Regions from separate parts of the Homo sapiens genome. Here region 2 is linked to region 1. Evidence: chromatin contacts called from ENCODE Hi-C or POLR2A ChIA-PET data. All regions are on one chromosome and are shown on one strand. The core of a region is the stretch at or near the end of the contact, and the rest is flanking DNA. Distances in the headings are between cores, read along the strand shown.

What was found. Hi-C counts contacts between places; a loop is a spot of excess contacts on that map. ChIA-PET counts read pairs that join two places held with the same protein, here RNA polymerase II (POLR2A). Pooled maps may share reads with other maps.
Region 2: a loop to region 1 is called in a map of CD4-positive, alpha-beta T cell, with 7 times the contacts of the local background. The contact joins the promoter of MAGEF1 here to the promoter of PSMD2 in region 1. A Hi-C loop is called at or near these places in 1 of 168 maps with a recorded cell type or tissue (CD4-positive, alpha-beta T cell), 4 of 37 single-sample maps with no recorded cell type and 8 of 50 pooled maps. POLR2A ChIA-PET finds 5 or more read pairs at or near these places in 1 of 52 experiments (K562).

What each region holds. Positions count from the first base shown.
Region 1 is chr3:184,295,989-184,300,490 of GRCh38, reverse strand. It overlaps PSMD2 (proteasome 26S subunit ubiquitin receptor, non-ATPase 2), which reads right to left and starts at 1,250. Exons shown (of 21, transcript NM_002808.5): 1 at 1,090-1,250; 2 at 584-640; 3 at 47-211. The coding sequence starts at 1,224. RefSeq lists a silencer at 1,243-1,582.
Region 2 is chr3:184,709,222-184,714,160 of GRCh38, reverse strand. MAGEF1 (MAGE family member F1) reads left to right here and starts at 2,097. Exons shown (of 1, transcript NM_022149.5): 1 at 2,097-3,797. The coding sequence starts at 2,340. The coding sequence ends at 3,263. LOC107986163 (a long non-coding RNA gene) reads right to left here and starts at 1,918. Exons shown (of 5, transcript NR_160768.1): 1 at 1,743-1,918. RefSeq lists an enhancer at 2,838-2,897.

The DNA of each region.
Region 1 (4,502 bases), core at 1-2,500:
AAGGAATTCCTAAACTAGGCCTCCACCAGGTTTGAAACAGTTTTACCTTATTCTCCCCAGGGGCCATGTTCTCATAGATTTCCTTCAGTTTGCCATAGTGTGGACGCAGAAATTTGAGAGGCTTGGGCACTGAAGTCATGGAAGTTGTAGAAGAACGAATCTGCCTTCGCAATTCCTCCAGCGCTGGTCGATACAGGGATGTATCCTTCTCCTGATCAAGAGACGACAGGGCTCAGACAAAAAGGAGTCACACCCCTTCAAGTCATAATACAGAGATATTTAACTTAACAACTCCTCCAAGGAAATGCTGTGTCTTATTCATTCATCTGTGATTCCTCAACTCCCTGCACCCTGCCTGGCACAAAAACAAATGACCCAAGTTAAGAGGTAAGAACTCTGCTTCTCCCACAAGAGAAAGCTGCAAAACTGTACAAATACCCTTTGTAACTCTCCTGCCTCCCAACATCATCATAACACTGACCCTAAAATACAGTCCACCGTACATAGCAGTTGCCTCAAAAAAGAATAAAACAAGTGGGAAAGATCCAAACATGCACCGAATCATGTTAACATCGTGACTCACCCCTAGTCGTTCCACGAGCATCTCCAGTTCATCTTGAAGCTGTTTATCCTCTTCAGACTGGAGGGTTGGGAGAAGCAGCTCATGAAGAGAAGGAATCCCAAAGACGTCCTCCTCCCACTTACCCGGGGCAGGTGAAGAATAAGCCTGCCTCCTTAGGAGGGGCCAGGTGGACAAGGAAACCGAGTGGGAATGGGAAGCCCTGGTGAGAAATCAGCCTGGGTTCTGAATCAGGCTCTACTTGAATGCCACTCTAGGAAACGGAGGTGACAATGACCTGCCCGAGTCCACTTCACGCGGCGGTGGTGAGGGTTGGTGGGGACGGCGGAGGTGACAGCGCGGAACGGAGAATGAGGAGCAGAGAGGCAAGGTGCCGGGAGTCCCGAGGGTCGCCCCAACCGCCCTCTCCCTGGCGCGGTGGGGTAGTTGGGTGTCGGGCCTGAGGCCTGCGGAGCCGCCGTGACTCAGCCCCGCAGCCTCCTTCGCCGACTCTCGGGGTCGCGCCTCACCAGCTCCTGTTCTTTGTCCTTGTCCCCGGCATCCCGCCGCTCCTTGCCGCTCGGCTTCTCGTCCGTGCCGCCGGGGGCCGCCGCTGGAGACTGCTGGGGCTGCACCGGCGCCTTGTCCCGGCCTCCCTCCTCCATCTCCGCCGCCACTGCCGGCCCGCTGCGCGCGCACCCGCTCGCACCGCCCTTTTTCCCAGACCAACTCGCGCGCGTCGGTCGCGGCGCCCCTCCTCCTCCAGAGCCCGCCTGCGACCGGAAACGCCGGGGCGAGCCGGGGCGCTCGGCGACCCACCCACCCCCTCGGCCTGAGAGCCCCGCCCTCGGACCCCGCCCTCGGAGGCAGGTGGAGACTACAATTCCCAGCCTCCCCCGCGCCATAGTCGCCCCTGGCCCCCGACCTCTTCGGAGTTTCCTGAAACCCGCGGGACTTGGCCGTGTGGGGTTTGGGTTCGCTCACTGCTGTAGATGGGCGGTCTGCGAGCGGAGTTACCGAGTTTTACTCCGCCACAGGTTTTTCTCATAACGGTGTAAATAGAACCCACAGTGACACTCCAGTTGACTGCGTGGCGCGACAGACAAACTAGATTTCTTGACGTCCAGGACGCTTGATTGCCGCCTGTATAAAGTCTGTGTAACTGTGTCTAGCCCCACACCACTGTGGAATATTAACCTCATTTGGTTTTGTTGTTGTTGTTGCTTTTGAGAAGGAGGCTCGCTCTCTCGCCCAGGCTGGAGTGCAGTGGCGCGATCTCGGCTCACTGCAAACTCCGCCTACCAGGTTCAAGTGATTCTCGTGCCTCAACCTCCCGAGTAGCTGGGATTACAGGCGCCCGCCACCACGCCCAGCTAATTTTTGTATTTTTTAGTAGAGACGGGGGTTTCACTATGTTGGCCAGGCTGGTCTCGAACTCCTGACCTCAAGTGATCTGCCCGCCTCAGCCTCCCAAAGAGCTGTAATTACAGGTGTGAACCACCGCGCCCGGCCTATTAACCTCATTTGATATTCCTCCCCAGTTGAAAGAGAGTACTCTGCTATTCCCGTGGCTACCATTTTAAATACTTTGGGGAGCCAGGTGGAGTTGACATCGATCAATAAAGCCCTGTGCTCCCCGCCAAGTTCTGGAGCTAAAAGCAGAACAAGACAAGGTCTTCGTCCTCTATCTTCTCGTCTTTCCCTGTGAAGCCTTAGAGGCGTGTGACTGACGCGCTTATGTCAGGACTGCTTTCGAGTGATTCCATGCACTTCTTACAATCTTTTGAGATTGGTAGGGTTAGGTCCATTTTACAGAGAAGATCATATCAAGTAGTAAAATGAGGATTTATTTTTTATTTTATTTATTTGTTTTGAGATAGTGTTTCTCTCCTGTTGCCCAGGCTGGAGTGCAATGGCGCAATCTCGGCTCACCACAACCTTCGCCTCCCGGGTGCAAGTGATTCTCCTGCCTCAGCCTCCCGAGTAGCTGGATAAAGAGGAGTTTTAGAAAAAAATCCCTCTACAGATGACTGAAGAAAGCATGAAAATGTATGGACACCGTGAAGCCAGAGATAGAATAGGCAGAACAGTTATGGACTGTTGAATTTTTGTGCCACCACGCCCGGCTAATTTTTGTATTTTTAGTAGAGACGGGGTTTCTCCATGTTGGTCAGGCTGGTCTCCAACTCCCGACCTCAGGTGATCCGCCCGCCTCGGCCTCCCAAAGTTCTGGGATTACAAGCGTGAGCCACCGCGCCCGGCGGAATCAAAATTTAAAGCTCAGTCTTTCAGTCTTCAAAGCCCTTGACTGTTTTAGGCAAACCCCAGAGTTTCTTCTTCAGCTGTGTGTGTGTGTGTGTGCGTGTAAGGTGAGAAAAAAGGAAGTATCTCTTCTCCCTTTCACCTAGTGGGAACACTCAGGAGTCTTCTAGCAATCTTATTTTATGGGTTCTGACACATTGAAGAAAAAGACACCTAGTACAACATATCACAGAGTGAATGTTGGGTAAATGTTTGTGTAGATACGGAAGTAAAGGTCTGAATCCATTTTAAATACCTGTTGCTCTTTTCCACTCAGTGCTTGGATTCTAGGCATGACCTTCCATTGCCATTGCCAATGACTCCCCCAGCGCTGGTCTGCAGACAAAAATTCAACAGTCCATAACTGTTCTGCCTATTCTATCTCTGGCTTCACGGTGTCCATACATTTTCATGCTTTCTTCAGTCATCTGTAGAGGGATTTTTTTCTAAAACTCCTCTTTATCCATGACTTCCTTCTTCTTTTTTTTTTTTTTTTCCAGACGGAGTCTCGCTCTGTCGTCCAGGCTGGAGTGCAGTGGCATGATCTCAGCTTGCTGCAACCTCTGCCTCCCGGGTTCAGGTGATTTTCCTGCTTCAGCCTCCCAAGTAACTGGGACTACAGGCATGCACCACCACACCCCGCTAATGTTTGTATTTTTAGTCGAGACGGGGATTCACCATGTTGGCCAGGCTGGTCTTGAACTCCTGACCTCAAGTTATCTGCCTGCCTTGGCCTCCCAAAGTGCTGGAATTACAGGCATGAGCCACTGCGCCCGGCCTGGAACTGTGTCTTATTCATCTTTATGCTCCTAGCCTCCAGCCTAGCGCCTGGCTTGTAGTGAGCCTTGATAAATATTTGCAGAATGCATGCATGCGGAATGAATGAATGAATGAATGGCTTTGCATTCATCTTCAGGCCATCTTTGTGTATAATAACAACCCACTGGGAGCTGTCTTTGGAGGCCAGAACTAGGCACTGGAAAATCATGAGGTTTCTCCATTTGTAAATCATGATAGACCCACTAAAACTGCTTTTTTTTTTTTTTTTTTTTTTTTTTTTTTTTTTTTTGAGATGGAGTCTCCCACTGTCGCCCAGCCTGGAGTGTAGTGGCACGATCTCGGCTCACTGCAACCTCCGCCTCCCGGGTTCAAGCGATTCTCCTGCTGGTCTTGAACTCCTGACATAGTGATCCACCCACCTCAGCCTCCCGAAGTGCTGGGATTACAGGCATGAGCCACTGCGCCCAGCCTGCTTTTTTTAATTAAAAAAAAAAAATAGGACCTCCAATCCTGCAGAAAACTGTGCTTATTTTTATGAGGGACTCTCTTCCACCCGGACATTTCCAAAGTGCTATCAAGGGTGTGAAATCATACTTCTTGGCATATGTTAGCTTATTGTGGATGGGAATTAGTTAGACTTACCAATGGGACTGCATAAGGGATGGCCTAGCACTTTACCTATAATTGCTTCCCTGTGTCCACCGAGGAGCACCATCCCTTATTTCCCCTTCTGCCTGGACACACCAGAGCATATCACATACGCATACTCAGCCTGACAGGGCTACTAAGGGTAAAGGTTACATCTCTTACCTGATGTTCACCTTGGCTTGCCTCTGGAACCAAGCACCTGCAGAGTGTTCAA
Region 2 (4,939 bases), core at 848-3,347, 410 kb before region 1:
TAAAAGGAAGATTTCATATTTAGATTTAGAAAAGTCTATCAGATATTTACTTAAAATAAGTAACTGTTATTTCCTAGGGAAAAAAGTAAAGCCTTCTGTCATTTATTCATTGGCAATTATATATCGAGTATTGACTAAGAGAAGCTCTTCAAAAGAGTTAAAAACATAGCCCTAGCTTTTAGGATGTTTGGTTTGGGGAGGGTAATAAGATAAGCACAACAAATTATAATACAAAATATAGTAAATGATAATAATAATAATTAACATCTATGAATGTAGTGGTTAAGAGCACAGTCTCTGGAGTCATACTATATGGGTTCACATCCCAGCTGTGTGATGTTGGGCAAGTTACTTAACCTCCTTGTGTGTAACCTCACCTGGAAAATGGGGCTAATACCACTTACCTAGCAGGGCTACAGTATCAGAAAAAAGTGGCCCAGGGTGTTTGAGCATCCTGTACAAGGTCACAGAATGGGTGAGTACTGACCCGGTTCAGTGCTATGTCCCAGGACACCTCCTCCGCATCTCCACAGAGTGCTAGGCATTCCAGGACAGTTCATCTTGCAATTCTAATATTGTATATTGCATATAAAAATATGCATTAATTAACAGCTAACATGTATTGAATATCAATATGTGCCAAGCACTGTGTTAAATGCTTATGTGCATTACTTCACATAATCTCCACAATGCTGTTACTACTATTATACTCATTTTACTGATAAGGTAACAGAAGGGCAGAAGTTTAGGTAACTTGCCCAAGATTACATAGCTAGTAAGTAGCAAACTGTGTCACAGAAAAGATACAATCATCTATAAAATGGGGATGATGGTATTAGTACCTACATTAGTGAGAATCTGATGAATTAATATTTGAAAAGTGATTAGAACGGAGCCTGGCACCTAATAAAGCCTATATATGTGGATGTTAACAATTGCTAAGGTGATTCAGAGATGACAGTAAATAACTTCTATGCGTGGTGACTAAGGAAGGCTTGGGAAGGTGATGTTTAAACTGGGCCCTGAATAGTGGACAGGATTTGGAGAAATGGAGGTGATAGAGAGGGCATTTCTGACAGGGAAGGAAGGGAGGGAGGGAGGGAAGAAGGAAGGAAGGAAGGAAGGAAAGAAGGAAGGAAGGAAGGAAGGAAAGAAGGAAGGAAGGAAGGCAGGAAGGGAAGGAGGGAAGGGAGGGAGGAAGGAAGGAAGGAGGGAAGGAAAGAAGGAAGGAAGGAGCAAGAAGCAGAAGAAAGCTCAGAGTGTGTAAAAAGAGAAAAAGAAAAGAAATACATGGGAGTAGTCAAATTTGACTTGCGCAAAAAAAAAAAAAAAAAAGAACAAACTTCCCCTTTCTTCCAACCAGTCCCTATTCCTGCTGTACTTCTCAGTATTTTCCTCTTATCCCCATGGAATCTGCTGTCCTTACTCCCTCATCATAATGATCCATTGAATATTTATTGAGTTCCTCTCCGTGTCAGGCACTGCTCTAGGCACCGAGGATACAACCCAGTAAATAGGCCGGGTCCCAGTTCCTAGTTTGCACTATAATAATCCTCCAAACTGGATTCTAGCTTTTAGCCGGCCGAACTCCAATCTATCTTCCACAATACCGCCAGAACCGAAGACACAGATCTGGTCTGGACACTCACTTGCTTAAATCCCGCTGCAGTATTTTCTCTTTACGTCCAGAATAAATTTCAGTCTCCCTAGCATCCTTTACTAATTGGTTCGCACAGTCTTACCTCGCAGCCTTCACCGTGCACTCTGCACAAGAGCCCCGGTAAAGCACTGAAAATCCCAGATACACACACTCACAAATAGGCACTTGCAGAAAGAACGTGGGGGGCACTCCATCCCTATTTCATCTCTTGTACACCGAAACATTCCCCAGTCTGCATGCCTTGGATGGGAGAGTCCTGGTTACATTCCCCCGCCCCCGACTTTTCAAGCCTAAAATCCGTCACAGGGCGCACCCCCGTCCCCACCCTCCAGGGCATTTCCACTTATAGCAGCCTGGGCACACCCCCAACCCAGAAGGGACCGGAAAAGGAGGGGCTGCGCGCGGCACTAGGGTCGCCGTCCTGGCTGAGGTGGCCGGAAGTGGCCCCTCGCGCGGGCGCGGACTGAGGCTGCGCGCCGCAGGTTCCGGCTGCTGGCGGCGTTGCGGCCGCAGGTTTGACTCCCGTGCGGTGCGGCCCAGCAGCCACAAAGCTCCCGCTGCCATTGCTCCTTGTACTCCCGCCGTCACTGCCGCTGTCCAACCCCTCCCCCGGGGCTTGCGCGGCGGCTCCCACACCCCTCGGCCCGTGTACGCGCTCTGCACCTGCCTGCCCGAAAACATGTTGCAGACACCAGAGAGCAGGGGGCTCCCGGTCCCGCAGGCCGAGGGGGAGAAGGATGGCGGCCATGATGGTGAGACCCGGGCCCCGACCGCCTCGCAGGAGCGCCCCAAGGAGGAGCTTGGCGCCGGGAGGGAGGAGGGGGCTGCGGAGCCCGCCCTCACCCGGAAAGGCGCGAGGGCCTTGGCGGCCAAAGCCTTGGCAAGGCGCAGGGCCTACCGCCGGCTGAATCGGACGGTGGCGGAGTTGGTGCAGTTCCTCCTGGTGAAAGACAAGAAGAAGAGTCCCATCACACGCTCGGAGATGGTGAAATACGTTATTGGAGACTTGAAGATTCTGTTCCCGGACATCATCGCAAGGGCCGCAGAGCATCTGCGGTATGTCTTTGGTTTTGAGCTGAAACAGTTTGACCGCAAGCACCACACTTACATCCTGATCAACAAACTAAAACCTCTGGAGGAGGAGGAGGAGGAGGATCTGGGAGGAGATGGCCCCAGATTGGGTCTGTTAATGATGATCCTGGGCCTTATCTATATGAGAGGTAATAGCGCCAGGGAGGCCCAGGTCTGGGAGATGCTGCGTCGGTTGGGGGTGCAACCCTCAAAGTATCATTTCCTCTTTGGGTATCCGAAGAGGCTTATTATGGAAGATTTTGTGCAGCAGCGATATCTCAGTTACAGGCGGGTGCCTCACACCAATCCACCAGAATATGAATTCTCTTGGGGTCCCCGAAGCAACCTGGAAATCAGCAAGATGGAAGTCCTGGGGTTCGTGGCCAAACTGCATAAGAAGGAACCGCAGCACTGGCCAGTGCAGTACCGTGAGGCCCTAGCAGACGAGGCCGACAGGGCCAGAGCCAAGGCCAGAGCTGAAGCCAGTATGAGGGCCAGGGCCAGTGCTAGGGCCGGCATCCACCTCTGGTGAGGGTTGGTGAAAAGTTGGCCAGTGGGTCCCCGTGAGGACGAACTACTGTCCTGAGTCATAAGTAATATGGGTGGGGCGAGGGTCTTATTTCTGTAGAAATCGTGTGACTTTAAGGATTTAGATTTTGTATCTTATGTTTTGTAACATTTAATAATTACTGTTAAAATGCTGTTTGTAAATGAGATTGGTCTACTTTTTCCTGTAGGATTTTATTGTAGAGTTTTGCTGGTTTTGTAAAATGGATGGAAGAACTTTGTATTTATACTGTGATTTTGAACAGATTATGCAACATTGGAAGGAAGGCTGTACTTTGATGGTTTGAAGGAACTCAGCAGTATGATGATCTGGTTCCAGGGGAAAAAAATAGCTGGTTGGTGTCTAGCCCCCCAACACTTTTGTCTGTTGTGTATAAAAGAAGAAAGACTGGCATGTACCTTCATTTGCTTAGCTATTTGAGTATCTAGAGAAAAATTAAAATGCAATGAGTTAGCAGTATACCCTGGCACACTTAATAAATTAAACATTTGTGGAGCATCTTGTTTTCTGTGATGCACTGTGTGGGCACTTGGGGATAGAATACTAAACAAGATAAAGGTCCTACTTTTTTTCAGAATTGAAGAGTAAGTAAATAAACAAGAAATTAGCAGTGCAATGAGTTGAAGTCTACAAAGGGATACTTAACCCAGCTGGGATGATTGAGTGAGGTTTGCTGTAATCCCAGCACTTTGGGAGGCCGAGGCGGACTGATCACCGGAGTCAGGAGTTCAAGACCAGCCTGGCCAACATGGTGAAACCCTGTTTCTACTAAAATTACAAAAATTAACCAGGCGTGGTGGCACACACCTGTAATCCCAGCTACTTGGGAGGCCAAGGCACAAGAATCTCTTGAATCTAGGAGACGGAGGTTGCAGTGAGCCGAGATCATACCACTGCACTCCAGCTTGGGAGACAGAGCAAGACCCCGTCTCAGAAAAAAATAAGAAATAAAAATAATGATTTCAGATCACAGCTACTCCTCAGTAATGTGAGCAGACTTGATACATGGCAGATCTGGGAAATACTCTACCTTTGCCAGTGCTGTCTTTCCAGACCAGATTGTTAACAGTGCACAAAGATGTTGACTGTCAACTTTTTGGCCCTTTCTGTCTCCTTTTCAACCTCTACAGGGTTCCCTCCTCTACCAAAGCCCTCAGAGATCAAATAATGTAACACCTCTGGAATATTATGTAGTGTGGATGAAGGGTACCTAAATCTACTACTACCAAGAAGTTCCACTTCAAGATTTCTCCTCTGGCACCAGGAAGCCCAGTTCCCCCTTCCATGTTTCTGCCTGCTGCTTTCCACCTGCCACCTCCCATTTACAGGAGACTTGTGAGGTATCCCTCCCCTTCATGTTATCCGTGGAGAGTCATCTGTAAGGAGCTCTGGCTTCTTCAATGCCCACCACCTTCTGCGTGAGGGTAAATCCTGTAGAAAGGGTACTTAGAATAATAGGGAATTTAGAGAAGTGATTCCCAAACCAGAGAGTGGGTGAGGGTCGGGGGCAGGGTGGGCGGATGGTGAAACTTCCCCTGCAACTGCCATAAACAGAAGAGCTGCTTTCTTTTCTCTTATCAATTTTTTCTTCCAGTTGTGTCCAAGTAACATCTCTGAGGATGTTAAGGTTGGCATGGAAT